2 separate regions of the Homo sapiens genome follow, and region 1 is linked to region 2. Evidence: chromatin loops called from intact Hi-C (ENCODE). Cell type or tissue: GM12878. All regions are shown on one strand. Links, peaks and the distances in the headings refer to the core of each region. The heading gives the core; the rest is flanking DNA.

Region 1 (15,984 bases), core at 5,718-10,717, 380 kb before region 2:
TGAGTAAAACTATTAGGTTATATCAAAACATGCTCTTTACAATCAGAACAAAATAATAACATGTCTCATGTAACTTCTGGCAAAGTAGGAACAGAAAGAAAAATATGGAGAATCAATTAAATGATTTATCTTTAGTTTTGAACAACATATTTTCTCTCTCTTGTAGAAACAAGATATATATTATTAGTTTTGGTTAAAAGCTAGAAAGTGATGAGAGTTAATTATTAAATTTACATCTCTTCATGTACTAAAATCGAACATATAAAGGAAGTAAAGCTAGCCAGTTTAAAAGTGGAAATAAAACTGTATAAATCTTACTTTAAAATTATTTTAAGGAAGGATTTGCAATGAACAATTTTCCCATAAGCATACTTGTTATTCTCTGCAATTCAAAAGGCCTGACCCTTTCTCCATAATACCCTCTCTGCTTTTAATTTATATTGAGTCTCTCTCCATTATAGCAATCCAGATTGCTGTTTGAGTTGCAAGCATGGGAGGCTTAATTGGCTTGCTCCTCATTTACTACAAAAATATGCTTGGAATTATTCTTCAAGAAAGCAACAATATAAAAAATAAATTTGGCATAGAAGAACAATCTATGATCTCTTACCAACACAATACAAAATAATCATCTTTCTTATAAAGGCTTGAGTTCTTCTTTTAACACACTAAATTACCTAAATGTCATGGGGATTATAATTTCTTGTGCACTTTGGATGAATTTGATGCAACTGACTCATTGGTGTGTTAATGCAAAAGGAGGCCCTGACAGCATAATATACTCAAGTGAATAGCAATTCCTTACCAAGTCTGGGACAGCTGATTGAAGACTTTAAATAATATACATAGGGTTCAATTTACTGCTATGCACCTGTACACTATGCATTGTCAATTCTCTTTTAAAAAAGCCATTTTTCATAAATGTGTTCTTGTTTCAATTAAAAACCAATATATGATTTTGAAAAAAAAATTGTAATTGGCTACTGGGCATATAGATAATCATCACCTACTAGAAGGGACTATTCCATACACAATTTTTAACTTTAAAAAATTGGAAATACATTTTTCTTTTGTGATGAAAAATTAAATAGCACATTATTTCTTCCAGAAAATAAATTTGGAATGAAGCAGCAGATAAAAATAAAAGAAAAATAATGCATTCAGGTAGAGAGAGGGAAAAGGTGTTTGTAAAACAAAGGCCATAAACATACTAATTGTGTGAATTTCCAACACAGGATAAAAACCCGAAAATGTTTTCAATTCAATATGCCTAGTAAAACTTAGCATGATTACTTTTTTCAACAGAACAGCCCAGAATCTTACTTGTCATTAAAAAACTCTTTTCAAATACCTTGGGCATATATAATTATATATAAACATCCTTATGCTTTAGACAAGTTAATCTACACATGAAATTGATTTAATAAGTGAATAGTGGGCATGCAAGGCTCTGAGTTCTCCAAAAGCATGTTTTCCTTATACTTCAAAGACGTTTTAGTGATATTTTCTTGAAATTAACTTTCCAAATGGGGAGTTGGAACTGTGAGGTATATAAACTCATTACATTACAGCTCTTCTTTATACATGCCAGGCTCATTCTCATCCAAGATTCTTTGAATTTTCTCTTTTTTTTTCTAAAAGAAAATTGTAGAAAATTTTTCTTCTCCCCCTTTCAGTGTTTAACAAAATGTCAGTTTTCCAGTGTAGCCTTTCCTTGGTGCCTCTAGTTAACATTGTTACCTTACCTCCATACTCCCTATCACCCCTACCTGCTTCATTTGTGTTATTAGCACTTATCATTAATATGCCACATATTTTTTATACGTATCTATCTATCTTTCTATCTGATGTTTTTCTCTCTTTTCCCATTAGAAGGCACATATATTTATCTCTTTTTTACTGTGGAACCTAAAACAATAGCTGGTAGAGTAAACACACTAAGTATTAGTTGCATGAACAGATAGTCCCCTGCTAACTCTGAAAGCACATGGGAGCTCTGGCACCTCTTGGGTGATTCAAGATATCTTCTTGTGCACTGTTCTGCTTAGAAATAACAAAATGATACACAATTGCTGAATAGTATAGTCACTAAATTTATCATTTCATCGTGCTCCTTATATATAAGGAATTTTGCAATTATTGGCTTGTATAATTATCAAAATGTATTTTAAGGTAATAGTATACATTTTACAAATGAGATAATAGAAAGAGATAAAATAACTTGTAGTGATGGAGTATGAATTTGCACTTTGGCCTTCAAAATTCAAAAGCCACTGCCATGTAATGACAATATTCTATTTACAGCTACTATGTGACCGATCCAGAATTTGAGCCCCACTTTGGGTTCACAGTCCATGGTTTTTCAATTATACTATACCACCAACCTAAGAAGTTTTTACACATTGAAATTTGTTATAATATTTGTATTTACTTTGCTGGGGTCCTACAAAGTTCAGGAGTCCTCAAGACCTCCATCACTTCTGATACCAACTACAAGCTTGGAGGTTCCCCAAACCAGTTACTTTTGATACCAACTAGAAGTCTGGGCATCCCCAAGACTTCCCTCACCTGCCCTCACTGTTAGCACCAACTGAAGATTCAGAAGTCTGCCCAACCATCTTGGGTCTGACAGTTCACTACAAGAACTCACATAACTCACTTAAAGCAGTCTTCCTTACAGACATGGTTTACTATGATAAAAGAATACAAATTCAATGTATTAGCCAAAGAAGAGGCATACAGAAGAGGATACAGGAGAGTCTCTGACAAGGAGTTTCCCATTGTCTTCTCCTAGTGGAGTTGAGTAGAGAGCACAAGTTTATCTAGAAATTATGTGTGACTATAAACACAGAGTATTGCCAGCCAGAGATGCTTACTCAAGCCTTGGCGTTTAGACACTATGGTGGGACTCAGTTATCCAAATATAGTTGACCACCCGCATGTCTGATCTTAGTCTCCAGCTTCCCCCAGGTCAAGTTGATATCACATGATTCAAGGTCCCCTATCATAAATCACATTGTTAGCATAGACTATCTGGCATGTCCCAATGCTCCCAGGTAAACAGACACTCTTATTAGGTAGGACATACCAAGGGCTTAGAAGTTATCTCCCAGGAATCGAGAGAAAAGGACAAGTCTCTCTTAGGGCAAAGTTGTCTTTGTTGAACAGGCCTAGACTTCAGAAACCACTATTCCCAAGATCTCTGACTCACATTCCAGTAGGAAGATTTTCATGTCAAGTCATCATGAGCTAACAGTTATCACCAGGAGGAATATCTACAATTGCATTATTTATTCTTCATTTGAAATTTTTGTAATATATACATTTGCTATTCTTCTATGGCATTCAGAGGCATGTTTTATAATTCAAATTTTAGAACATTTTATTTTTCTTAGACCTAAAGATAGTCACATATTCTGGAACAATTGAATATTGTATATATATTTTATAATATTTGTATATAAAAAAATGTCTGTATATATTCAATAATATATGTATATATGTACACAAATGAACATATTTGTATATATTATATACATATAGAACATATACACATATATAATATGTACACATATATCTACATATGCATATATTTGTGTACATATTATATGAACATATATTAGTGTGTGTATATATGTATATACTATTGAATCACATCAGGTACTGTTAAAGATGAATTTATTCTGACAGGCTGGTTCTTCCAAGATGTTGTTGTGTAGAGTGGGGAAACAATCTGGAGCACTCATCGAATGTTAACTGAGGTGATGATATATGTCTATAACCGAGTTCTTGAAACACAATAAGCAATGCACATGTGGTGCCTATTACCACTATTTAAAATTTAAAATAGAGAATTATGTTTTTCTACCAAAGAATATCTAATAATAGCTAACATTTGTTCAATTAACAAATAGTTTTAAGCCCTTATTATTGTTGTTTTTTTTTTTTTTGTTTTGTTTTGATTTTTTTTGGCCAGGCACGGTGGGAAGGGGATTATTTCACTTCCCTTTCCTGTACAAGTTTTATGTAATAAAATATTTTAAAGAGTGCTGCTTTACTGTGATCACTGCTGCACCTACTGCTTTCTATGGATTATCTCAGGTAATTATTCCACAATGCTAAGGTGTGGGCTTGAATCCAGATGAAAAGACTGAAACAGACATCAAAATTGCACTCCTAGCAGACAAATATACTTCTTTGCTGTCATTACCCAAAATTAAAATTCCTTATATCTGTACATTTAAAAAAATGGATTGATTAATTAGGAAAAGGTAAAGTCAGGGAGGACATGGTGGAAAAGCCATTATATTGACAATTCAATACCACATATGTCAAAGGAATCATTTCCTAGCTAATTGTTTCTCTTTTTTCAACTGGTTTTATTAATCTTTAAAACTGAACCCAGGGAATTTATTTTGTTTAACAAATACAAATCTTAAACAAACAAAATTTGATAAATCCAGGCTCTGTGAGTGACCAAGTAGACGAGATATCTCTGCACAATTTTGTTAAAATCTCTCAACCAAGCCCTTTAAGGTAATCAGAAACACAACTCTAACAGTTTACTTGATTTTGATTTTTTAACTCTGTTAAAAGAAAAACTTCAGCTGAATTAAATTTAAGGGAGTTGAATTGAACAAATATAGACCAATGGAACAGAACAGAGCCCTCAGAAATAATGCTGCATATCTACAACTATTTGATCTTTGACAAACCTGACAAAAACAAGAAATGGGGAAAGGATTCCCTATTTGATAAATGGTGCTGGGAAAACTGGCTAGCCATATGTAGAAAGCTGAAACTGGATCCCTTCCTTACACCTTATACAAAAATTAATTCAAGATGGATTAAACACTTACGTGTTAGACCTAAAACCATAAAAACCCTAGATGAAAACATAGGCAATACCATTCAGGACATAGGCATAGGCAAGGACTTCATGACTAAAACACAAAAAGCAATGGCAACAAAAGCCCAAATTGACAAATGGGATCTAATTAAACTAAAGAGCTTCTGCACAGCAAAAGAAACTACCATCAGAGTGAACAGGCAACCTACAAAATGAGAGAAAATTTTTGCAATCTACTCATCTGATAAAGGGCTAATATCCAGAATCTATGATGAACTCCAAAAAATTTACAAGAAAACAACAAACAACCCCATCAAAAAGTGGGCAAAGTATATGAACAGACACTTCTCAAAAGAAGACATTTATGCAGCCAAAAGACACATGAAAAAATGCTCATCATCACTGGCCATCAGAGAAATGCAAATCAAAACCAGAATGAGATATCATCTCACACCAGTTAGAATGGCGATCCTTCAAAAGTCAGGAAACAACAGGTGCTGGAGAGGATGTGGAGAAATAGGAACATTTCTACACTGTTGGTGGGACTGTAAACCAGTTCAACCATTGTGGAAGACAGTGTGGCGATTCCTCAGGGATCTAGAACTAGAAATACCATTTGACCCAGCCATCCCATTACTGGGTATATACCCAAAGGATTATAAAACATGCTGCTATAAAGACACATGCACATGTATGTTTATTGCGGCACTATTCACAATAGCAAGGACTTGGAACTAACCCAAATGTCCATCAATGATAGACTGGATTAAGAAAATGTGGCACATATACACTGTGGAATACTATGCAGCCATTAAAAAGGATGAGTTCATGTCCTTTGCAGGGACATGGATGAAGCTGGAAACCATCATTCTCAGCAAACTATTACAAGGACAAAAAACCAAACACTGCATGTTCTCACTCATAGGTGGGAATTGAACAATGAGAACACATGGACACAGGAAGGAGAACATCACACACCAGGGCCTGTTGTGGGGTGGGGGGAGGGGGGAGGGATAGCATTAGGAGATATACCTAATGTTAAATGATGAGTTAATGGGTGCAGCACACCAACATGGCACACGTATACATATGTAACTAACCTGCACGTTGTGTACATGTACCCTAAAACTTAAAGTATAATAATAAAAAAAAAACAATTCACAAATCAGGCAGCCTCCAGAATCACAGCAGATTCAGAGGGACTCCAGGGGTACCTTGTGGACAGAACAAATTTATAGACAAGAAAAGCAAAGTGAAGTACAGAAATTGGAATGAAGTACAAAAACAGCTGGATTGGCTACAGCTTGGCATTTGCCTTATTTGAACACAGTTTGAGCATTCAGCAGTGCATGACTGGTTGAAGTATGGCTGTTGAGATTGGCCAAGACTCAGCCACTGTTACAGGCACATACTCCTAAATTAAATTTTCAATATTATCTACTTATTATGTTAGATTGCAGTTCATCCACAAGGACTCAAATATAGAAGTATGGAGTCCTTCTCAGGCCGTATTTAGTTTGCTTTAACAACTCTTACTGTAAATACAGAAGAGCAGGGCACATTAGTATAACCGCTGTGAAAAACAGTATCGAGATTCCTTTAAAAACTGAAAGTAGAACTACCATTTAATCCAGCAATCCTACTACTGGGTAGCTACTCAAAGTAACTCAGGAATGGAAAACCAAATAAATGTTCTCACTTATAAGTGGGAACTCAACTATGAGAATGCAAAGGCATAAGAATAATTAATGTAAAGGACTTTGGGGACTCAGGGGGAATGTTGGGGGTATGAGGGATAAAAAAACTACATATTGGGTATGGTGTACACTGTTCAGGTGATGGGTGCACTAAAATCTCAGAAATCACCACTAAAGAACTTATCCATGTAACCAAAAACCAACTATATTCCCAAAAGCATGGAAATAAAAATTTTTAAAAATCAGCTGATGTAATTTTGACATAAATTATCAGATTCTCCTGGCAAGTATTTTTAAGGCTTCTTTTCATAAATTTGTCAAATGAAAATGTAATCTGATTAGAAGAAACCCTTCTAACTGCAACTAAAATAAGCAAAACACTGTTGCTGCTGTAATAAGGTAAGCCAAAGGGTGATATGGAAAAACATATACTCATAATACCCTATGTAGATAATTAGTATTAAAATGCTCATTAAACTTATATGTTTGGAAGAATTTTCAGGATTTCTGGGAATGAAGGAGTATTCCAGTAACAAACAACAGCCTAAAATATGGTGGTGACAACCAAAATGAGTAACTGAGCATAATAAATCTTAAATCATCAAGGTTTATTGAGCCAGCCTGAGGGTGCACCCGGGAAAAACTCAAGTCACAGGCACATGTGGCTGTTTTGTCCAAAGAGGTTCTCCAGAGGTTTAGTATTTATATATTTTATCTAAAAAGTGGGGAGGAGGGCAGCAGTGAAAGGAATAAAAACATACTGGCGAGACTTGAGTTGGTGTTTGGTAAATCTACTTTTTACGTAAGATAAAGTGAACATTTGAAGAAAAGGAAATAGAGGAAGTGGACATCTCAGGGAGGGATGAAGGAAGGATGAATCTCGTTTTGTCTTTGTTCTGTACCTGGCATGACTTTTGAAAGAGCTGGTTTCTGTCTAGCCCTGAGGGAAGAAAGCCTAATGACACTTAGCAAGGGAGTGGGGATATAACGCATGTCTGATCCCCCATCCCATCATGGTCATGAACTCAGCTTCCAAGGTTTCCATGAGGTTCCTCTTGACGAAGAGAGGGTTGGTTCAGTCATCTGGGGGCTTAGAATTTTATTTTTGTTTCTCAGTGGGCAATTTGAAAAGACAAAATATTTTATTATGTCAAATTTTCTTTCTGGGTGACTTTGAATTCAACAGTGTCAAAGCAAAGTATCTTCTCAAATCTTTATTTTTCAAACTACCTAGGAATTTTATTAGTAAGACTAATTAGATGAATGTCTCTGTTTTAATATGCAAGTTTCTCTTCTTTCATTATGTTAAAAACTGAATAACATTTGGATTTTAGCGCATCAGAATTAAAAATAAATGTTAAATAGACATTTTCATCAGTTTTCAAGTAGATTAGACAATAAATATTTCTCATATAGAAATGCAACAAAGTAAAATACCAGAACTAGGCTTTCTGAAAAAGGACTTTTTCAGATACCAGATATCTGTAACAGCAGTTACAGGATATACACATGAAGGGTCAAAGCAAGGGGAAATTGAGAACCAGGTACAAAATGTATCTAAGAAAACTGTGTGGTCAAAATATAGAAGAATTAGTTCAACAGTTCAACTGTGTGGCAAACACCATTACATGAGCAGAGGTTCCAAAATACAGGCCGCACAAGGAACACTGCTTACAAAAACCAGAGCAGAGCAGTTAAGAATATAGAGGTGAGGTAGCAAAAAAGATGCAGTTGCCTGAAGGCTGAGAGATAATATTGCAGAAAATTTCTCTATCAATTAGTTAGCTAGTGTCTTTTTTGGGTAAATAACAAACCTAGTTTCAGAATTTCCATAAATCAGTACGTGGAGTGGTTAGGTAAATCTTGAGCACAAGGACTATGTCATATGTTCTATTTAATCCCCAGGGTATATTTAGCAAGGTGCCTATCACATAGGTAGTGCTCAATAAATGCTTGTTAAATAAGTGACACCAACCATGAACTTCCTGATGTCATAGTCTCTGTTATATACCACTGTGCTATTCACAGCCCCAAGCACTGTGCTTGTCACAGCTCAGTGAATATTTGTTGAAGGGATGACAGTGATGGCAGTCTTCAAATATTGTCATGAAAGATTAATTTTGCAAGGTTTTCAGGGTGTCAAGCTGTCCCTAGCCTGCTCTGAAATTATTTACAAGGTTTATCAATCCCACCCATTCTCATAGTGAGTTTCAGTTCTTAGTCTCGTATTGAAAAGCTGCTTGTCAAAAATATATTTATCTCTCACTGGCTTTTTAACACTTGGGCTTATTAGCCATGTTGTTTATCAAATAATAAAATTAAAATTTACAGTAACTATTTTCTACCAGTAAATTTTGTTTTCTAATTCACCTGTAATTGCCTTATACTTAAGATTTTTTGGATTCTAAAAGTTGTATTGATTGTAAATTATTTCTTGGATTAGAGAGTAATGCCACTTAGAAAATTAAAACCAGAACTATATTCAAGCACCTTAGACCAAAGTCCAATTTTAAGGCAGTTCTACAAAGCTGAGGTTATGAGTCATGGGCTCAATTTTCACTTTAACCAGCTAGTTTCATACTCTACCCTTCATCTCAGGCAACTTTTTAGCAGCTATGTATTGTTTATCATCAATGACTTAAGGCATAAAATGTGAATGTCAGTAGTGAATATCCATTTTCACTAAAGAAAAAAAATCAAATTGAATGTCCCATTGATGTTAGAGCAATAGCTTCATGATGCAGCACATACAATGTCTTAAAAGCACATTTATTCTGTTTGCACTGAGCTTATCAATTTATTGATAGACCTTGGTACAATATGAAATACAGGAGGACTCAGAAGATGGGCAAAATAATTAATGAAAAATGTTTTCTTTTACATCAGTAAATAATGCTGTAGATCTTCACAGTACATTGGAAGCACATTCTCTTATATGAAGAAATGAGTAAACCTTGGGAAAGTCATTTTATAAAACTTTGTCTTCTTTGGTGCTGTTTGTTTTACATTCTATAAAACAGTGCATTTTGCTAACTAAAGAATACTAACGCTTCCTTCTTTTTCAAAGATTCTAATCTTCTAATTACGTATTCAACTCACATGTATGATTATATCCTGCCCAAAGTCTCTAATTAAGATGCTCAACATTATTCCAGTTCCATTATCCTTTAATTCTATATATCATTCTGATTTTTTTCCCCTGTGTCGGGACCTATGAACAGATCTGATAGTGAGACAGGAAAGGTAGGCTGGCTGTATGTAAGTCAGCCTGTCTATGCTGAGAGCATCCTTTGCCAACCTGCACAAGCACGGTTTGGTGAGCGTTGGACAATCGCTTGTCAGGCATTACTTTCAGTGTGTAATGAGGCAGAGATGAGCCACTTTGTAATATAAAAACAAATGATTAACTGGCAAATAAGCTCAGAAAATGAAATAAACCAAACCTGACAATACAGTATAAGTGGCTCAGGTAGGAAAGATAGCACGGCATCTCATATTATTGATTTTAATTAGCAGGTAGAGTGGACTGAAAAGAAACAAAAGGAACTTCCTTCATAAACAAAAGGTTTTGCTACAATGATTGGTTAAGATTTGCTCCCGTTTTGTAAGGCCAACATCTAGGGCACATAATCTAAGTTGTCTGTCTTCTTTCTCTCTCTCTTCCCCCTCCAACTGTTCTTTCCCTCTTACTTTTTCAAATATAGCTAATTGGGGGATGAAGTGGTGGACACAGGCACAGGGGGCCTAGAAGAAGAAGATTTCGCTATGTATCTGGGTGTTGTGGGTTGGTTGTATTCTGTCTCCCTGCCCCTCACAAAATTCATATATTGACGCATTAATCTTTAATAGTTCAGAATGTGATGGTATTTGGAGATAAGGTCTTTAAAGAGGTAATCAAGTTAAAATTAGGTTATTAGGGTGTTCCTTTTTCCAATATGACTACTGTCCTTATAAGAAGAGGAAATTTGGAAACAAATACAGAGGGAAGACGTGAGAAGACACAGAGAGAATATGGCCAATGGCAAGCCAAAGGGAAAGTCCTGGAACAGATTCTTCCTCAAGGCCCTCAGGAACCAATCCTGCTGACATCTTGGTCTTGGATGGTTAGCCTCCAGAGCTGTGAGAAAATAAATTTCTGTTAGTTAAGTCACCGAGTCTGTGATACCTTCTTTATGGCAGCTCTAGCAAACTCATATACTGTTTTTTTTTTTTTACAGAATTAATTCTTTATCCATCGTCAGTGAGGCTGTACAGTTTTTTCAAGTGAGATTGTCTCCAACTGAGAGTCAAAGTATGTGCTTCTAATGCAAAAAGCACTGTACCCTCTGGTGCCTATATTGAACTGTTGAAGGCATTTTACAAGTGAGGCCTGTGTTGAATTTCTGAATATTAGTTGTACCCTCATCCTGGTTTAATATCCCTTTGGAAAAAAATCTGGTCATTTAAACTTGCCAGTAACTAAAATGGAGAAGGTATCCACATAGATGACAAAACCCAAACAATTCTTCTGCCTCTAGGGAAGTAACCAAACCAGGAGTGGTTACTGTGGCAGGTTAAAGATGGTTACAAATTCCTGACCATTCCTACCACCCAGAGATGGAGATCATTTGTGTACTTGCCAAATCTGGCTGAGCCAATAAAATATGATGGAAGTGACATTATGCCCGTTCCAGCCTAGTCTTTCAGAGGACTGGAGGCTTCCATTTCCTCCTTCTTGAATGGCAGTCACCATGTAAGAAATCCAACTCCTCTGAGACTGCCATGCAGTGGGAAGCCCACCCTATCTTCACAGGGTGAGAAGGGCACGTGGACAAGCCTGAGTTGCCACATATGTGAGAGAAATCTTTGTGGCTCTTCCCACCATCACAGCCATTATCCAAGGACAGGGGAGTGACAGACTGTAGCCAACAGCACAAACTGAGGTCACACATATGACCCTGCCTTTGTCAGTTCAGGCTACTATAATGAAAGACCTTACACTGGGTAGATTATAAAACAAACATTAATTTCTCACAATTCTGGAGACTGAAAAGTCCAAGATCAAACTGCTGACAGTTTCAGTGTCTAGTGAGGGCCCACTTCTCAGTTCATACTCCCAAGGGCCCTGCCTCCAAATTCCATCACAATGGGAATATGATTTCAACATACAAATTTTGAAGAGACACAAACATTCAGTCCATAACAGGCCCCAAGCAAACCATTTTAGCCAATCCACAGGTGTATGAGTCACCCCAACTGACCCCACCTGACTCTATGAGGCAGAGGGGAGCTACTCTCCACATTTCTGACCCTCAGACTTGGGAGCAGAGATTTGGAGTACTTTTTTATGCAGAAAAAGGTAAGTGAAACAAATAAGCTATTGAGGCTTTATAAAGATGTATTTAGAAACAGTTTTTATGCCATGTGTCTTGAATATAAATAGTTTTGTATCAGAGAAAAAGAAAGCATCTGTGAAACCAGATAAATGTTGACAGATTAGGAGCTCTCAAGTAAGTGTGAATTTTTATTTGATTCAGTTTCACTCTTGGGTTCTGCAGTGTTAAATAGAACGTTCAATAGCGTTACAGTTCTGTCACTAACTTGGGAACCTCTCTGTAAGGGAATTTCATTAATGGATCCCTTTGGTTGTGACCACAGCCCTTTGGACCTGGTAGGCAGTTTGGAGATTAGCTAGCTTGACTTGACTTTACCCAGCAGAAAGGAAGGCTTAGAGAGTTTAAGTGACTTGCCCAATGTCATAGGACCTATATTTGACTTGGGCAAGATCTCGGATCACCTGACATGCAAGGCAGAGTGCAGAATCTGCAATACAATTTTATGAAACTTCTAAATTATTAAAGATGATCCTTTTAGTAATTCCCATATTTAAAAATTCTACAAAATTCAACATTAGGATGCACCAAGATCTTCATCTTTGTCCAGCACCTTATTGCCACTATGTGTGTGCATACATATACACACACACATACACGCGTGTATATACAGACACATATACATGTGTCTGTATATACACACACATACATATATTTCAATATGTACTTGTTCCTAGTTTAACTTTTGCATGTGCATATATAAACATACTAATTGTTATAATATGGACATTTTTTCTGTGCATAATGTATTAGTGTCATGAAGTAGGGTACAAAACTTGGAGAATTTCTGGAAAGAGTTCAATGTAATGGAGATTGGTAAGCTATTAATATAATAAAGGCCACTTGTATCAGGCATTACTGAAAGAGAAAGACCTGCCCCATCAGTTTAAACCCAATCTTCAGAGGCTGCCAGCCATGTGCAACCAGAGATGATGTATTCCACTGTGTAGCTGGAGCTCTGACGATACTGTGATGGGAGTCAGTCGGGACCTCTGTGTAGAAAGACTGAAATTACTTCCACATTACAGTGAACACAAAAGAACAAAAACCTTATTAAACACAGATTTAGCTCATTATTCTATAAATCTCTCCCTGAAAACGAAGCTAATCCTTTGTCTCCGAATATTAAACACAACACTGATATTATAGTGAAGATAGGGATAATACCCTCCTCTATGTCTTGGCTCACCTCTGTCATATCAATGAGGAAAACATGTAATTGCTGTGGCTAATGCCTGTGAATAAGAGGGGCTGCCCACTAGATCTGGAGTCAGATTCCTCTATCTGGTTAGCTAAACCATCTTTCCTGAAAAATCTTTCCAGACTGATCTTCACTCAAAAGGCCTTCAGTGCAAGTTAATCTGGGGTTTCAAGTTGCAGAGGTCTTGGATGGCAAACGTTATGTTTGTATTCTTTAGTAATTATATTTGACTAAAAACACATTTGCCACTGGCTCTGCACTCAGATTAGGAACTCCTCAGGACCAGTGTCAACACCTCAGTAAGGCCCCTCAATTCACACAGGATTGGAGAGTAGCTTAGATTTATGTACATCTGCCTTTTTCCCCAATAAATACATTTGTTCATGGATATAACAGAATCTCCTCTATTTCTGATGATGTTATGTGCTTAAACTTTTATTAAGTACCATTTTTCCCTTTTAGAGAGTTGGGCATGAATGTTTTGTATCAGGAGCTGTCCAGTAAAGTTTAGGACTAACTCAAACCTGGGTCTATTCCCAGACAAAGTTGAAAATGGAAAAAGTGTAATTCTTACAATAATTAGTCATTGCCTTCATCACTTAAACATAAAAGCAAAGTTTTTGATTGATATTTGGTATAAGGGGTGGAAAGAAAGGAAAATTAATAACAATCAAGAGACAGAGAAAGAGAACAACAACAAAAAAGAAACAAGATAGAATTAATGAATAAGGGCTAGAAAACCAAGATGTTCTTAAACTCTAACTATGCTTTTTTTCCTGTTGTCAGCTGCTTTATTACTGCCAAACATTTTCTCCATTGGATTTTTTCCATTAAATATAATTGGTAACACAACACAATAGGACTGGACAGATGAGGCCAATTTTATTCCCTTATCTAAATTCATACTCGATGTTCTAACAGCTGGGCTCATACAAATTAATTAAACAAATAGCGGCTCCAAATTTTTTTTTTTTCAGATATGAGATGGAAGGCAGCTTGCTAGGAACCAATCATGGATATTGAAATCACATTCAGAGTGGGAAAAAATTCCAAATGTTTTTACTAATGTTGCCTCTTTACCTATAAACCAATATAGATATAAAAGTAAATTCTCCTTATCAGGCTATTGCCATTTTCACAGAAGAATTTTCATTTTATGTTGAATTATATCCTCTATTTTTTGATATTTATTTAGGAAGAAGGTGATGAGTTAAAACTGCTGGTTTTTCATCAACAGATCTAGATGTCTTTCAGGTCACAAGCAAAGAATGTAGGATTTTCTTACCCCCATGGACTAATTTCTGCATAAATTACTGTACATTTTCCAGTCTCAAAGGTTACTGTAACCTTTGAGTTGCCAGTAACAAAGGTTACTGTGCTTTTAGACAAATGAGATCAAGTAAAGTGGGAAGAGAAAGGCCTCAGGTCTGTATGTTCAGTGACACTGCACACGGAGTAGCTGTACTCATTCAGTTACCAGTTTCTTCCTATTCATCCAGTTAGCCTGGGGCAGATACCTGTGCCATTTTCCCATGTATATATTACCTTTCCCAACTACCTATCTTCTTCTTCTCAAATACTGTCAGTTTATAAACATCTTATCAGTTTTGAAGGACTATTTTAAAAACAACCTTTTTATGATGAAAGACTTTATCATCTGGATTCTGATAATACACAATAACAATCATTTTTAAATTAAAAAAATTCTTAGATGTTGCAAATGATATACTGAAATAATTTGAATAAAATAAAAATGTCAAAAAGAAGATCAAATCCAGAAGCTAAAAATCAATAAATTGAAATGTATAAAGATATAAAAGTTCTCTCTGGAAAGTGTATCACATATCACAAAGTTTCACTTCATTTTTTCTATTGATTTTGTAAAAATTACTGAGAAACTTGAATAATTCAATATAAAACTATGCAAAAGTATGAAAAAGTAGTTCACAGAAAAAGCAATTTGTGTAATGAACAAAACATAAATATTACTTCACCTATTACAAAAGATCTAACTCAAATTGACTTATTGTTTTCATTTGTTGTATTAGTCAAAATCCAAAAGTTGAAAGTATCTACTCTTTCCTGCAACAACACTAAGCAATATGTTGGGGTGGTTAACACCATACAGCTGAACTGCTTATGTTCATAGTGTAGCTTCATTATTTATCAGCCACATGATTTTGGCTAAGTGATTTAGGCACTCTACTGTGTTTCAGATCCTTCTCTTTAAAATATGGGGCTGGGCATGGTGGCTCAGTCTGTAATCCCAGCACTTTGGGATGCCGAGATGGGAGGATCACCTGAGGTCAGGAGTTCAAGACCAGCCTGGGCAGGAACATGGTGAAACCCCATCTCTACTAAAAATACAAAGAAATTAGCCTGGTATGGTGACACATGTCTGTAATCTGAACTACTTGGGAGGCTGAGGCAGCAGAATCTCTTGAACCCGGTGGGCAGAGGTTGCAGTGAGCTGAGATCCTGCCACTGCACTCCAGTCTGGGCAACAGAATGAGACTCTGTCTCACAAAAAATAGATAAATAAAAATTTAAAAAATAAAAATAAAGGCCGGGTGCGGTGGCTCATGCTGTAATCCCAGCACTTTGGGAGGCCGAGGTAGGCAGATCACGAGGTCAGGAGATCGAGACCATCCTGGCTAACATGGTGAAACCCCGTCTCTACTAAAAATACAAAAAATTAGCCAGGCGTGGTGGTGGGCGCCTGTGGTCCCAGCTACTCGGGAGGCTGAGGCAGGTGAATGGCGTGAACCCGGGAGGCGGAGCTTGTAGTGAGCCAAGATCGCGCCACTGCACTCCAGCCTAGGTGACACAGCGAGACTCCATCTGAAAAAAATAAATAAAAAATAA
Region 2 (15,984 bases), core at 4,535-9,534:
AGAACTGGGCATCAGGAGATGTGAAGAGTGTGGTCTTTCCCAGAAAGTGGAAAAGGAGTAGAAATCTAGGAGCTGCTACCTCTGTTGGGAAATGGGAGGATGTTTTCCGGGAAGCCACAGTTAAATTTTGGTTCCTGTATGCTAACTGGCAAATTCATCACAACTTAGACATTCGTTTCTATGGAAACAAATGAGAAACAAATTATGACCAAGTTCTGGTGCTATATGTCCACTTTAAGCAATATTGCTTGCTACAGCCATGTAGTAGAGAGCCAGCACAGAATAGTCTTCAAAATCAGAGAAAGCAGGTCCAAATCTTGCCTCTGCCACTTCCCTCCTGTGTGACCTTGATTAGTTCAACTAATTTGTCTGGGCTTCTGTTTTCATCAGTTTCACATGGAGCAATGTTATGATTTAGCTCACAGAATTAAATCATCTTATTTAAGTAAAATGCTTATAAGAGTGCTGGGTGCATAGTAAGCATGCAATAAACACTAGTCATCGTTGTACTAGGCCAATGCACTCATCCACCCCCGTTGCTAGGAGAGTGAGCTGCAAAAAGCTCACAGCTGCACCTCTCCAAAAATAATGTCTTAAGGGATGGGAGAAAGCTCACCCAAGAAATGCTGCCTCCTGAGCCAGTTTGAACTGATATGGAATACAGAAGCCTGCCTCACTCTGAAGGGTAAAAATTCTGTGGTCCTAATCACACTCTAGAACTACCTGGAGGACGAAGCTGAGACCCCATTTTTACTTGGCTTCTTCCCCTGTCCTAGGCTGCTTCCCTGACAGTTTCCTCCCAGGGCACTCTCAATAAATCGCCTATACAAGAATCCTTTCCTTTGCTTCTTGGGACCTGAACCGAGACAGTTATCATAATTCATGTGTTAATCTACCCTTTCTCTGAAGCTTCTCTGAAGCTTTTAGTAGCTTCACAGACTAAAAGCTTGGCTCAGTTGACTTAAAAAAAAAATAGGTCTTGGCTATCTGAAGGTTCCACACTCAGTGCTCAATTAGCACTTTTTACAGATTTCTATTGTTTGTGTATTTATTGGTTTACCTGTCTGACAAGAAGCCCCACCAGACTACGAACTTCACAAGAGTAAGTGCTGTATGTTAGTTTTTACCCCACCAGATATAGCACACGGTCTCATATGATAACCCAGCAATTCAATTTAATTCACTTAATTAAAGTGTAGAGTTGTACAATAAACAGATTATGACATTACAATCAGAAGCAAATCTCTTATGGAACAGAGAATCTGAGTGCACTTTCACTTAAAAAATTAACCCACCCTGACCCAAATGACACTTTACCTATTGCAAGCTGCTGGCGCATCTGTTCACTTACACACAGTTTATGAATGCTGCCTTCCAGTTGTTGCTGCCTCATTCCTATACAACTTTATAACAGTTTTTAAAATCTGATTCTGTAACATGTTAGGAAATAAATCAGGCAAGAAACTGACAATCAAAATCCTTTTGGGGTTTGAGGAAAATGACTCAGCATGCAAAACTCTCCACAGAAGTTTACTGTATCCTTAAAATTTAGCTTAAAACACTGCTACCTACAATGCACTCATATTCATCACATTAATAGATTTGACACTGAGGCCTAACAAAAGCAAAAATATTCAGAAGGTAGTTTGGGAACAAACATTATTTCACAATACATTATTTCACAATGTAGGTCCAATAAAGATGAATGGGACATTTTAAATAAAGAGATATTTGCAAATGAAGTAATTGCTTGATGGAGTCCTATACCTGATGAAATGACTAGAGGAAAAATCTGAACTTGAAGAAATTCACAAACCAGGCAGTTAGCTCCGAGATGATTTGGAATGCACTGCATATGCATGGCCTTATTTACATACAGCATTCTACCAGCTGCAAATACAAGATGTGGATCTATAATATGTACCCATCTACTGTATCCACATATACAATATCTGATGTAATGAAATGGAAACTTCTGATTCCTTCACTGTCATAATCAACACATTTATATTCATGCTTCTTCTTTTTATTCATCCCAAGTGCTAAGTCACCAGGAGGTACTAGGCAATACTTTTAATATCCTAAGTCTTGTTTTTCCCTGTAAAATGGAGATAAAGCCCATTTCGTTATCAAGTCTAAATATCCTGCTGATCAGCAATAAAAAAGAGAAAAATATGCCAAATTGAACATTTTTCTTTTTTAATTTCAAGAATCAGATAAAAAATGAGCAGCACCTTGGATGTCAAAAATAGGCTAGCAAGAATGCATGTTGAAAGTTGATTTGACCAGATAATTTAAATTGGAATGTCTAATTCGCAAAATATGAATTTAAAGAAATAAACATGGTCACATTTTTCTTTCTGAGAAACAAAAAACAGCATATGCTACAACTTTGTTTTCAACAAATAAGGGAATAGTGTCTCATATGTGTATGTGTAAATATCACTATTTACACATATACACATATTGAGGGTAACATAGAATATATAGGAATTTGTTTTAGAGAGAGTTTACAGGACAAATGTCAGTGGATAATTTTAAGCACAATGTCAACAGTGCTCTATTTTTCTTCCTGCTAAAAATGTCATAATGAAACAGTGAAAATCACTTTTTCTCCCTAATTAAAGGCCACATGCTGCCTCTGTAGTAATCACAGATCTCATTAGTGCCCACTGAGAGTTATGGTATCACTCACATTAAACAGACACTTTATATCAATAATCCCATGTGTTTCATGTGTTTGCATCTTTTGGTTGTTGCAAATAAATTCATTGATTGAAATCTGATTTGTAGAAATTTGTGTTAGCATTTGGAATGTGAAATCATTTTTTTTTTCCCTGAGAGATGTGGGATAGGGACAGGATAAAATGTGTATTAGGCAATGATGAGCTTCAGTAAGATAATAATACATGTCTTATTTTTGATATGTGATTTAATACCTTTTCTATAGACAATTCACCACAAGAAACTCAGTGTGATGTTAACGCATTTACAGATCTGATGCTGTATCTGTACTATCCTTTCTCCATTAATAATCACCCCATCCCATAAAAGAGAAGATAATCAAAGATTTAAAAAAAAAAAAGCACATATTGATCACCTGTTCTGTACCTGGCAGTTAAGTTGTTAATTTTATGTCATACTTATGCTAGCAAAGTTAAGTGGAGAGTGGCAGCCATCGTCCACAGGAGTCATATTTTAAATAATTTGCCCAAATTTTAATCCACTGTCTTTTTTCTTCTTAGAGATGAGCTCTCTTTATGTTACTCAGGCTGGAGTGCAGTGGCTATTCACAGGTGAGATCCTGGTGCACTACAGCCTGGAACCCCTGCACTCAAGTGATCCTCCTGCCTCAGCGTCCCATCTCAAACTCTCTTTGGGTGCTAATGAGATCTGGGACTCAGGGGCACTCATCCACACCTGGCTTGTCCACTGTCTTAAGCAAATATACTCCAATACACACATTTTAACCTGAAGATTCTCAGAAGCACATTCTGAACATATTTTAAATGCCTTTTAGAGTAAATGGAATGATAAATTCATGTATCAGACTTTTACATTAAACTGTAAGCCCCTAGAAGGTAGGAATTGCATCTTACTCAATTTAGCATTTTTGAAAGTATTTATCACTATGGTTTTCTTTCCTTTACATTGAGTGAATAAATGCTATATATGGTAATTGCTAAATAAATATTTATTGAAGTAAAGAATATTTTACCGTATGTGGCAAACAGACGCTAGAGTGACCTCCAATGATTCCCATCTCTTGTTCATACCTTTGTGTCCAATCCCCTCCCACTGAGTGCAAATAGGACCTGTGACCTGCGAGTTGCTTTTTTTGTTGTTGTTTTCTTTTTTTCTTTTTTGGAGACGAAGTCTCAGTTCCACTCTGTGGCCCAGGCTGGAGTGCAGTGGCATGATCTCAGCTCACTGCCACCTCTCAGGCTCAAGTGATTCTCCTGCTTCAGCCTCCAGAGTAGCTGGGATTACAGGCGTATGCCACCACCCCCAGCTAATTTTTGTATTTTTATTAGAGACAGGGTTTCACCATGTTGGCCAGGTTGGTCTCAAACTCCTGACCTCAAGTGATCTGCCTGCCTCAGCCTCCCAAAGTGCTGGAATTATAGGCATCAGCCACCGTGTCCAGCCTGCTCCTAATCAATAGAATATGGCAAAGGTGACGACATGTCACTCCCATGAGTAGTTTATATTTTATAAGACTCTGTCTTAACAGTCTGAAGGGAGAGACTCTCCTTGCTGATATGATGAGTTAAACAGCTGTATTGGAGAAATCCATACAACAAGGAACCATGGGCAGCCTATAGGACCTGGGTGGACTCCAGCTCTCAGTCAGCAAAATGCCAGCCTGCTTCATATGTGGCCACCAAACATATATTTTAGGAATGTAAAAAACAGCTTAAGACTTAACAAAATATCTTGCTGTACAGCAAAATTATTCTTGACATTTCTTTAAAAATAAAATAGTGAATCACAGACTTTTTAGAATTTAGGGTCCAGAGGTTGCAAACACATGCTCCCAAAGACCAGACAAGAAATATAAACAATCAAAGCAGTCCAGGATTAGAAAAGCATAGTAGAGCAAGCGCTGTATAAATGGCAATTGCCATTCATTCTCATTGTTAGGGACGTGATAGAAACTGCAAGACTGTGGCAAGGTAGAGAGCATAAGCCTCACCTAAACACTGCAGCTACTTCCTGCCTTCAAATGATCATTGCTCCCACTATCACTAGATCTTTTATCATTCATTTTGAAAAAATAAAAAACATGAATTATTATGGGGAAAAATCACCTGCTGTCTAACATTGAAAAACTAATTATTATAAGGTGTTCAGTCCTGACTTGGTCATGAAGGGCTAGTCACATAAGACACGCACTCTGATTTGACTCAAGCCCTCATGTTAGAGCTGAGGAAATAAAGATTCAATAAGGGTAAGTTACCTGTAAAAGGCCCTACAATTAGGAAATAGAAGACTTGGTAATTATAAATCCAGTTCATGCACCTGGAAACTATAATAAGTCATTAGAAATTAAGAATTCACAGGCAATCCTTTTTGAGTATAAATTATTAATCCGTGGCAATTGACTAAAACAAGGTACAGAGAGTTTTTTCATGGAAATGGCATGCTTGTGGGTTTAAAGAAGCCTCATTTGTTTATTTGGACGTTCAAAAGACAAAAGCAAAATAAATGCAAAATTCATTCAGTGTAAGTATGACAAATAACTATTTACCAGTCACATGCAATGCTAACAGTGCTTTAAATATTCATATGCTTCAGAGTGAGGCTGTCAGCTTTATCCTTTGTCTGAGTCACACTGCCTTCCACTAACAGAGAGTGAATGTCAAACCACAGCTGGGCTTCTTGGGATACAGGCAATTAAGGGATTCACAATAGAGGTGTTTCTCCTCTAGGTTCTCAGGAGTGATGGAGCAAAAGAAATCCAGCATCCCATCTTCCTGTGCAGAGCCACCCAACCTTTCACTCAGCTGTAGTTTTGGTCTTTCACTCAGCTGTTTCTGTGGTTTATGACTTAGTGGCATATAACTCAGATTTCAGATCTGATCATTTCAGTAATAATTGGCCAGATGTGAAAGTGTGGATAATCAATAGTATTATTGTATCCTGGGTGGTCAACAGGTAACAGGTACACAAATTCATATGATTTACAACTCAGGCAAACTGGCAGATACACTCAGGGTGCCTAATAGTGTAGATTTTTAAAAAGGAAGAAATATCAGTAGCAGTTTTTTTCTTAGGAAGATCCAATGGATTTTTAGATTTGCATTATATCACTGTGCTTATTCAACATACTATTAAGAACACTCAAAATTTAGCTGAGCCATTATTTATACCAATTAAAAGAGGAGCAAAATAGCCTAAATTTGTAACTGAAAAAGATTTGAATTTGGCTTTGGGGAACATTAAGGAATTTTTCCCTCATCATGTTTACTAAATACCTGTTGTAGGGATGACTCACTAAGTAGCTCTAGAGGGAAAGAAAAGGCATTGGGAAAGTAGCCAAATGTATCTTAATTTGATAGATTGAATCCCTGCCATTCATTTTTAAAAGATTGGTTACGGACTCGTCCTTTGAAGAAACCCTCTGTTTCATCCACGTTTCTGGCTCCTAACAGAGAATCCTCCCTGCGCTTCCCCCTCACCAAAAGAAAACAATTTGGAAAAATTATCTTCCTTTTCATATTATAAAGTTTATTAAAGTAGTGTGTACCTGGGCTCAAAACAAACAAACGAAAAACAACTTAGTACAGAAAGGTTTATTTTGAAAAGCAATTAATAACTATTTGTAACATTTTTTCTGTCCCCTATTTGTTCTGGCAAAAGAGAAACGCTTTAATTCTGCTAATTGTTCCCGTTTCAGTTGTAATGTTGATAATCTTTAAATTTTAAAAGAAAATCTTATGCATTATTTCCAGATTTATTAACTGTCATATATCATTTATTGACTTTTTGCTATGATAAATGAGGATAAAACTGACTCTCTAGAAGCACTACCCTGGTTCATAATTGAGTAGGAGTGGTCAATCCTCATTCTATTTTTCAAAACTAAGAAAAAAAAGTTAAACTAGTAGCATGCTTTTCTTCACAGGATGTCTTTTAAATCATTGCCAAGGACACTGCTACTTTAGGCATCAGTGAACTGGAATTCTATAGAGGTATTAGAATGTTGAAACCAAAGAATATGATTGAAGATATGGGTTGGTGAGTCAATTACAACTATAATCTTCTGCTCCCTTCTGTTTCTCCTACCTTGAACCCCAAGCAACCTTCTCCAGGAAATCTTTTAATGATTCTCTTATCTATCACTTTCAATGATGCATTTTACTCATAGACTTTCATGATATCTATAGTTTCTTGACTTCTTACTTTCTCATTTGAGTTTCAGCTTCACTCTTGTCTCCTAAATGAAGCTAAACACTTCTAATCATTCTCCTTAAGGGTTAACTTGCCCCTGCCTCATTACAGAACTATTTAGTTACCAAGAACCAAATTACTGTCTTTCTACTATAACCTCATGTCATTTCTATCCACACATTTAGAATTGATGTGGTGGAAAGCACTATCCACCAGGAACCCACAAGCTGACTTCCACTTCTTGATTTGAATGTGTGGCTTGGGACACATCTAGAAAAACAAAGGGATGAAGTAAATGAACCCTCAGCTCTGACCATCTGCCTACTTGGTGCAGGCACAGTGGTTAGCCTCCTTTGGCTTTCCAAAGGGCCGACACTTTGTCAATATGCACCACTATGGCCACACTAGTTGTTAAGGGCAACTTCTGTTCTGATTGGTCAGTACCCAGTCAGAATAATCTATTCTCCCAACCAATATTTATTGGGTTCCTACCAGCAGCAAGGTATCTACTAGACCCTGAATATTTATTGGATAAAATATATATTCTAAGTCAAAGTGTCTCTGCTAGTAATGTAATGTGTGACTTTGGCCCAACCACTTAACATGCCTGGGTTTCAGTTTCCTCATTTGCAAAACAGGAAATGTTCAAAGTCTGTTTTTCTCAAGTGATTTATGAGTCAGTAATGATTACACTCAAATTGGTAGAATTCACTTTTTAAAGTTACAAGTAAAGGAAATAGGTCATATTTTTACAAAAGCAATATGTTAGTTTTTAATTATAAAGAAAAGTAAAGCCAATTACCAGGGGAAAAATCAGTGCAGCCATTTTCTCCCTGAATAAATGTCTAATTATCTACAACATCTCATTTTCCAGTTTCTAGCCATATTTATATATTCAGTTGTTATTGGAATTTTCACCTTGAGAAGATATCCTGATTTGACAGAGCAAAATATAAAATATGATCTTGAAGATAAATAAATCCATTGAACTCTGCCAACCACAATCCCACTCTGTTCAAAGCTGCAGTCGGGTTCTAATTCCTCAGCAAAGAGATGAGCCTGTGCTCTGTGCCAGGCTGTGTGAACCATGTGACACAACAAAATGTGTAAGAAATTATCTCCACCTTCAAATAGTTTAAGATGCAGTAATGTGACAAGCACAAAACGTAACATGACTGTAAACAGACATGGCCTGGTGAGTCCCTAACATGTCATGACATTTCAAGAGCAAGCACTGTGTGGTTTCACAGAAAAGGGCTGCCAAAGAAGATGGGATGTAAATCTCACTGATTAAAAAAAATCAGTAGCTAACACACACAGAGACACAACATATATGCATAACACCTATGCAGATGTGTTTATGTGTGTGTGTATATATAGTGAGAGTGAAAAATGAGAACCCATTCTTATCATTAGATTTAAAGAGAACACATACATGAAGTACTTAGAACAACGCTTAGCATATAGTAAGGGCCCTAAAAGGATGAGCTGTTAGGTCATAGGAACACTGACATTTGAGAAGGCCAGAACACCCATGAGAGTCACAAATGATCACTGAACATCCTTCACACCCCCAAGCCCCAAATTTCTGACCCCTCTCTCCTGACAGGTTTGCCAGCAGAACCCAACTAGATGGACCGGTTCCTCTGGAACCTGTGGTGGGCATGCCACCCAGGTAGGCCAATCAAAGGGCCTCATCTGCTTGGCTATTTTGGTTGATCTACCAAGAGGCACGTAACACTGGTGGCATCAGATTTCTTATCTGGATTTTTCTCAAACCTGCCACTGCCCTATTCCTGCCAACCATGCAAAAATACCAATTTATTCCATGGAAAGAGAAAAAAGATTAACTAGGAGGAGAGATCTCATTACCTGACAGGAGATAATGTCTTTGAAAAAATTAAACAAGCACCAGAGAACAGAATAACTAGGGATTTGTAGCCTTTAAAATATTTTAGCCTCTAGAGATACCTATAATTGTGCTTTTAGCATGAAATCTATGAAATAAATTTTGAGATTTATGGATATTTATTTTTCCTATGAAAATTTTCTTGGAATCATAATGGTGTAGTTTCTGCACTATGTCTTTTAAAAGCTAGTTGCAGGTGGGATCTCTCTCTCATTATGTGAAAGGCTAGCATTTGCTCAATTTAAATGTGTGTATTCTTTGCAATCTTTCCCTAACAAGTTTCTTTATAGCACATCTCTTGAAAAAGTGCAGTATTACTTGTTAGAAAATAAAACTTTTATCCTTTTTAAAAAGCATTAATATATGAAGTTAATAATCTTGATTGTAAAAAAGAACTTTCTGAAAGGAAATGACACTTTTACAATCTTGAGTTGATAATAGGACAAAAGAATGACTTCATGTATAAGAAAGACAGAGAGAGAAGTGTTCGAATGTTCTACAGAACAAAGACCTCAGAAATACAAATCTCAAAGCCATTCAAGAAATAATTAAGCAAGTTACACATGAATATGCTGTGCTATGAAAATGCTGAATTAAATATCTGTAGTGTATCCCCACCCAACTGCAGGTAAAGACTGCTACTTCCTTTTCTAAAGAAGTATCCTCTATAAGAAAGCTTTCAGCCAACAGTAATAGTCCTTTGTGTAACTGCAGATGTTCAGCAATAGGCATTATTGAGTCGGCAGGGAAGCTGCTCACCAGATTTTAGAAGGAGATGACTATTATAATAAAAATCTGTCAGTCCTGCAGTCACAATTTCAATTCAGCCCTGACCCATAAGCAGGAAATCCATCTGCAGTGTCTCAGTTCCCCTCTGGCTTATCTTCAGCCTTGGATGCTTTTGCATACTCTCCTCTGCTGCTTCCATTAACCAATTAGGTGCTGAGGCAGAAGCAATCTTAACCTTGACAGCCCCTTTATACTTGGTCTCTATTTTTCACTGCTTTGTGGCACAGTCACACTGGCATTCTATGTTATTAATAATGTATATTTTATTAGGTGATTTTTATTAGCAATTATCTGTCATTTGATAAGCCTATTTATTAGCTTTTGCAGCCATGTAACTAACCCAAGCAGGACTTTCAGAGGAGAAAATAAAGACAAAGGAAGACAAAGGCACTAAAAGAATGAAAGATAGATATGGGAGTACACTCTTGAATTAGGAGTTTGCTGACTAGACTAAAAAAAAAAAAAAAAAAAAAAGCATATTGAAAGATTGTGGGCAGACTTACTCTTATAGGATGGGACCTTGCTGTTGTAGGGTACTGCTATAGGGATTACTGATGAGATTGATTCAGAAGTGAGAATATCAAAAGTGAGCTGAAGAAACCAGTAGTAATCAACAGCTAGCTACCAGGAAAAAAACAAAACATCTAAATCCTACTTTCAAGACTTTACAGGTACTTTTCAGCCCTCATCAGTTAAAACTCTGTGCCCTAGTCTCCAGGGAAAAGCAAGGATAATGATGTTTATAATGTTCTAAGTCCTCATCAAAACACAGTCAGATGGCTTTGTACTGAATGCCTTTCAGCCTGTGAAAATCTGGGGAGCTGGCCTGAGGCTTTATCGCTAAATCTGAGAAGGTGCTGCTTTTCCATATTTCCCTCCCAGCATCTCTGAATTTGTAAAAGTCACCCACCCTCCGTTTCTCCATCTGCACATCAGAGGAATCACAGTATCCACCAACCTAATTTGTGGGGATATATGAGTTTCTAATGAGACAATATTTATATAGAACTTTGAGCTTCTAGGGGGATCTGCTCTATAAATACTAACTATTCTCAGGGTAATATTAGCACAGTTAATTGGATAAAATGTGGGCATTTATAGTTAGATAACAAGAAAAATAGTCCTTCAGCAAAAGAGAAAATGGCTGCTGGGGGATTACCCCTGGAATTATTCATCTGTCCTCCTTCTCCTGTTTCTGTTTAGTATGAATGGCGAGAGTGGGGAGTGTGGAAAAACAGATGCGACTCAGAGGTGAGACACTAGACCGCGGGAGCACATTTACATCTGGGTGTGTATTTGGGATTTGACCTCTCAACAAAGAAAAGGACACATGAGGCTTCTTGTTTAGATTTAAAATATAAACAAATAAACACGGAGGGAGAAACACTTAGTGGTGTGGCTCTTTCACTTTTTGAATTAAATTATGTTTTCTTAAGGAGACATGCTGTATGTTAAAGGCAGAAATGGAGAGTGGGAAAAGGAAGAAAATAAAGGGACAGGTAAACCATGTGCACAACAAAGAAAAGCAAAAGTTAGTGGTTTATAGCAGTAAGTAACGCCTACTCAACACTTGACAGTTAATCAACATGCTGATTTCATTTATTCCACGAAACGATCTTGGAAGTGAGTGTTATTAGATCACCCTCTGTCTCAGCTCTGGCTGCAATAACAAAGTACCAAAGATTGGGTGGCTTAAACAACAGAAATGTATTTCCTCACAGTTGTAAAGGCTGAAAGTCCAAGATCAAGGTGTCAATAGGGTTAATCTTTTTTCTGAGGTTTTTCTCCTGGGTGTATAGATTTATGTCTTTTTCCTCTGTCTTCACATGGTCTTCCCTCTGTGACTATGTGTGTCCTAATCTCCTCTTCATATAAGGAAACCAGTCATATTGGAGTAGGTCCCACCTTAACAACCCCACTTAATCTTAATTATATTTTTAAAGCCCCTATCCCCAAAAACAGCAACATTGTGAGGTACTAGGGATTAGGTCTTCAACATAGGAATTTGGGATGGTAGAGAGGACATAGTCCATAACATCCCCACTTTATAGACAAAGAAAATGAAAGCAAAGAAGGGTACGTGATTGTTTTAAAGGCCCACCAGACCCCTTAACTCAAGTATCTGGTGGCTTGGGCTCAAGTTCTAAGTTCTGTGTCCAGAGTCTTCACTCTCGTGGGATGGAAGAGCTACAAGGGTCTGGTGTACGAGAGAGGCCAAAGTCAGAAATGCCTTTGCACATCTTCAGAAGACAAACTAATTCAACTGAAGCCACTCGTAAGAAAAAAAGACCAAGTTAAGGAAAGAAGTGTTAGTTACATATTACTATTTGCCATTCACAAATATCCCCAAACAACTAAAAAGAGGCAAAAAGAAACTTCAAAAGTACCAGAATTGATCAGAAATTACCTCCCCTCATGGAAATAGATATCTGATAATGTAGCTCCTTGATTACAAACTATCTCTAGTTTATGAAGTTTGTCATAGGCTTGTAAGAATATTGTGGGGATAGCATGGGGAGAAACAAATTAATTGGAGATATTTAGGGTAGATTTTTATTATTCTTACTTTGTCACACACACGTACAATTGAGAGTTACTTCTTACAGTTCTGTTTCCAACTTCATGCCTATTTGAGAGTTTCATTATGTTTCCATGTTTTATTAAATATTTTGACTCCAGGAAGTATATTTTTCCATCTGTTTTTTTGACCGTTCCCAACACTAGGCTTACGAAGGTATCTACTGGGAGGGTCCAAACATCTGGATGGAGTTTATCAGCCAAATGTCTCAGGAGAAAAGAACATAAATGTCCAGAAAGAGTGAGTAGGCAAGGAGCCCGTGTCAGTTTTAACAGCAGTTAGTTGTATCTCACTTTCCCAAAATGTGTTCTTTACTCCTTTTGCCAAATGATCCCTCCTTCCTTTTTATTTCAAAATTTCTCCCTCTGTATGCATTTTGCAATTAATCTACATCATTTTTTTTTCTTTTTTTTTAAATCCTAGAAAAGAGAAACATATCCATCATTTATGCCAGAAAGCCAAAGCAGTTATTATCGGACCAGTCTCAACTCTGAACTGAACCACTTACCAAGTCACCAAACCTTACTTCTTCATCTGTAACTTTCAAATACTGTAATAACACCTATGGGGACAGTTTTACGAACGTGCTACCTGTGCAATCAGACATGACCCCACTCTTAGAAGAGCTCCATGCTTGGTTTAATGTCTGCTGTTATGGTCTTGAAATTCTTAATCATATTTGAACAAGGAATCTTGCATTTTCATTTTGCACTAGATCTCACAAATGATGTAGCCAGTCCTGCATACCTGCTCTACCTACCCTTCAAAGCCTAAAAAAAACTGCTTTGTAAACAAAAAAAAAGTGCTCTAAAAGTATAGGTGAAGCCAAAGTTCATTTTCACTATATGAGCATGGCATACTAAGGAAGTACATACAAATCAGACCAGCTAGGAAGAAAAACCATGGGGCAGGAGTCAGACTTGGCATCTAGCCTTGGTCCTTTCACTGTTGGGTTGGCTTGGGCAAAGCATTTCATCTCTTCATACCCCAGTTACTTCACCTGAATAATTACAATTTTCAGTTCTCTTCCCCGATGCACATTAGTACCATGTAGGGAGTTTTTTTAAATGTCAGTTCTTGGTCCTTCTGAGAGGTGACAGCGTCCCGACAGCCCTCACAGCCCTCGCTCGCTCTCGGCGCCTCCTCGGCCTTGGCGCCCACTCTGGCCGCCCTTGAGGAGCCCTTCAGCTCCCTGCTGAACTGTGGGAGCCCCTTCCTGGGATGACCAAGGCTGGGGCCAGCTCCCTCAGCCTGCGGGGAGGGGTGGAGGGAGAGGCATGGGTGGGAACCGGGGCTGCACATGGCGCTTGTGGGCCAGCAGGAGTTCCGGGTGGATGTGGGCTTGGTGGCCCCACACTCGGAGCAGCCGGCTGGCCCCGCCGCCCTGGGCACTGAGGGGCTTAGCACCCAGGCCAGCAGCTGTGGAGGGTGTGCCAGGTCCCCCGGCAGTGCCGGCCCACCGGCACTGCGCTGGATTTCTCCCCAGGCCTTAGCTGCCTCACCGCGGGGGCAGGGCTTGGGACCTGCAGCCCGCCATGCCTGAGCCCCACACTCCCCACCCCGTGGGCTCCTGTGCGGCCGGAGCCTCCCCAACAAGCACCACCCTGTGCTCCATGGCGCCCAGTCCCATCGACCACCCAAGGGCTGAGGAGTGCAGGCGCAAGGCGCGGAACTGGCAGGCAGCTCCACCTGCGGCCCTGGTGCAGGATCCACTGGGTGAAGCCAGCTGGGCTCCTGAGTCTGGTGGGGACGTGGAGAACCTTTATCTCTAGCTAGGGGATTGTAAATACACCAGTCAGCACTCTGTATCTAGCTCAAGGTTTGTAAACACACCAATCAGCATCCTGTGTCTAGCTCAGGGTTTGTGAATGCACCAATCGACACTCTGTATCTAGCTACTGTGGTGGGGACTTGGAGAACCTTTGTGTCCACACTCTGTATCTAGCTAATCTAGTGGGGATGTGGAGAACCTTTGTGTCTAGCTCAGGGATTGTAAGCACCAATCAGCGCCCTGTCAAAACAGACCACCGGGCTCTCTGTAAAATGGACCAATCAGCAGGATGTAGGTGGGGCCAGATAAGAGAATAAGTGCAGGCTGCTGGAGCCAGCAGTGGCAACCCGCTGGGGTCCTCTTCCACAGTGTGGAAGCTTTGTTCTTTTGCTCTTCGCAATCAATCTTGCTGCTGCTCACTCTTTGGGTCCACACTGCCTTTATGAGCTGCAACACTCACGGCGAAGCTCTGCAGCTTCACTCATGAAGCCAACGAGACCACGAACCCACCGGGAGGAATGAACAACTCCAGACGCGCTGCCTTAAGAGCTGTAACACTCACCGCGAAGGTCCGCAGCTTCACTCCTGAGCCAGCGAGACCACGACCCCACCAGAAGGAAGAAACTCCGAACACATTGGAACATCAGAAGAAACAAACTCCAGACACGCTGCCTTTAAGAACTGTAGCACTCACCACGAGGGTCCGTGGCTTCATTCTTGAAGTCAGTGAGACCAAGAACCGACCAATTCCGGACACACTTCCCCCAAAAATTATTATTTAATTGTTCTGGGGTAGAGCCTGAATGGAGCTTGAGTTTGGGTATTTTTTAAAGTTTCTAGGTAGGTAAGAATATGTAGCAATTAGAATTTGAGTGTAGATTGGTATGATCGCTTTGGAAAATAAGTAGCCGTGCACACCAAACTGAACATACACATATATCATGGTCCAATGATTCTATTCCTGAGTATACGCCCCACAAAATATTTACATATATTCACCAAAATATTTATAAAGTAATATTGATGGCAGCCCTGTTTGCAGTAGTCCCAAACTGCAGTCAACACATGTCCATTAACAGTAGAATAGGTAAATAAATGGTGGCATATTCATAAATTAGGTAGTGGACAACAATGAGAATGTTTTCCAGGAATGAACTATTGATATTTGCAGAATTTCACAAACATTGTTTTGGGCAGAAAAGGAAAAAGGCCTGACACAGAAGAACATAATACTCTATTATTCCATGTATATAAATTTCAAAAATAAGCAAAAATAATTTATAGTATTTAGTCAGGACAACAGTTACTTCTGTGGGGAAGATAATGACGAGGAAAAATATGGGGGCTTCTGTGGCTAGAAATGTTCTATTTCTCAATCTGATGGTAGTTACAGGGGCATATTTACCTCGTGAAAATTATTAAGTTGGTGCAAAAGAAATTGTGGTTTTTAATAATTGATATGGTTTGGCTGTGTCCCCACCCAAATCTCATCCTGAATTGTAGCTCCCATAATTCCCATGTGTTGTGGGAGGCACCCACAAGGTAACCGAATCACGGAGCCAGGTCTTTCCTGTGCTATTCTCATGATAGTGAATAAATCTCATGAGATCTGATGGTTTTATAAAGAGGAGCTCCCCTGTATATGCTCTCTCTTGCCTGCCGGCATGCAAGATGTGACTTCGCTCCTCCTTTGCCTTCTACCATGGCTGTGAGGCCTCTCCAGCCATGTGGAACTGTGAGTCCATTAAACCTCTTTCCTTTATAAATTACCCAGTCTTGGGTATATTGTTATTAGCAGTGTGAGAACAGACTAATACAATGATTGAGCCGTACACTCATGGTGTGTACCTGTTGTATTTCAATAACCAGTTAATACCCACATTTCTTACACAATTTTAATATGCAACCAGGGTTGAGAATCAGACTAGATATCTGTAATGTCCCTTATAGGATGGAACATCTGTGTTTGACTTTTCTCAGACCTTAGTCCCTGTTAAGGTTGAGTAAGGACACTAATGCCCTTCATGGTCTTTGTGCTTTATC

The links. A loop is a pair of places that touch in the nucleus more often than their neighbours do. Peaks named below come from ENCODE experiments on the same cell type or tissue, not always from the same donor. Only the 100,000 strongest peaks of a DNase experiment are listed, where the experiment ranks them.
Region 1: it touches region 2 in a loop (2.2-fold over the local background); 1 of 110 quality-filtered maps calls a loop at or near these places.

What each region holds. Positions count from the first base shown.
Region 1 is chr5:97,916,810-97,932,793 of GRCh38, reverse strand. LINC02234 (long intergenic non-protein coding RNA 2234) reads right to left here. Exons shown (of 3, transcript NR_146299.1): 3 at 9,319-10,663. Among named protein-coding and RNA genes, the nearest start is that of LINC02234, 84 kb to the right of the region's middle. In GM12878, for the core only: no CTCF peak of the experiment used is centred there; DNase peaks (open chromatin) are centred at 8,573 and 9,133.
Region 2 is chr5:97,539,716-97,555,699 of GRCh38, reverse strand. The region is part of intron 2 of LINC01340 (long intergenic non-protein coding RNA 1340); the gene reads right to left. Among named protein-coding and RNA genes, the nearest start is that of LINC01340, 43 kb to the right of the region's middle. In GM12878, for the core only: no CTCF peak of the experiment used is centred there; DNase peaks (open chromatin) are centred at 7,167 and 7,499; H3K27ac peaks cover 342 bases.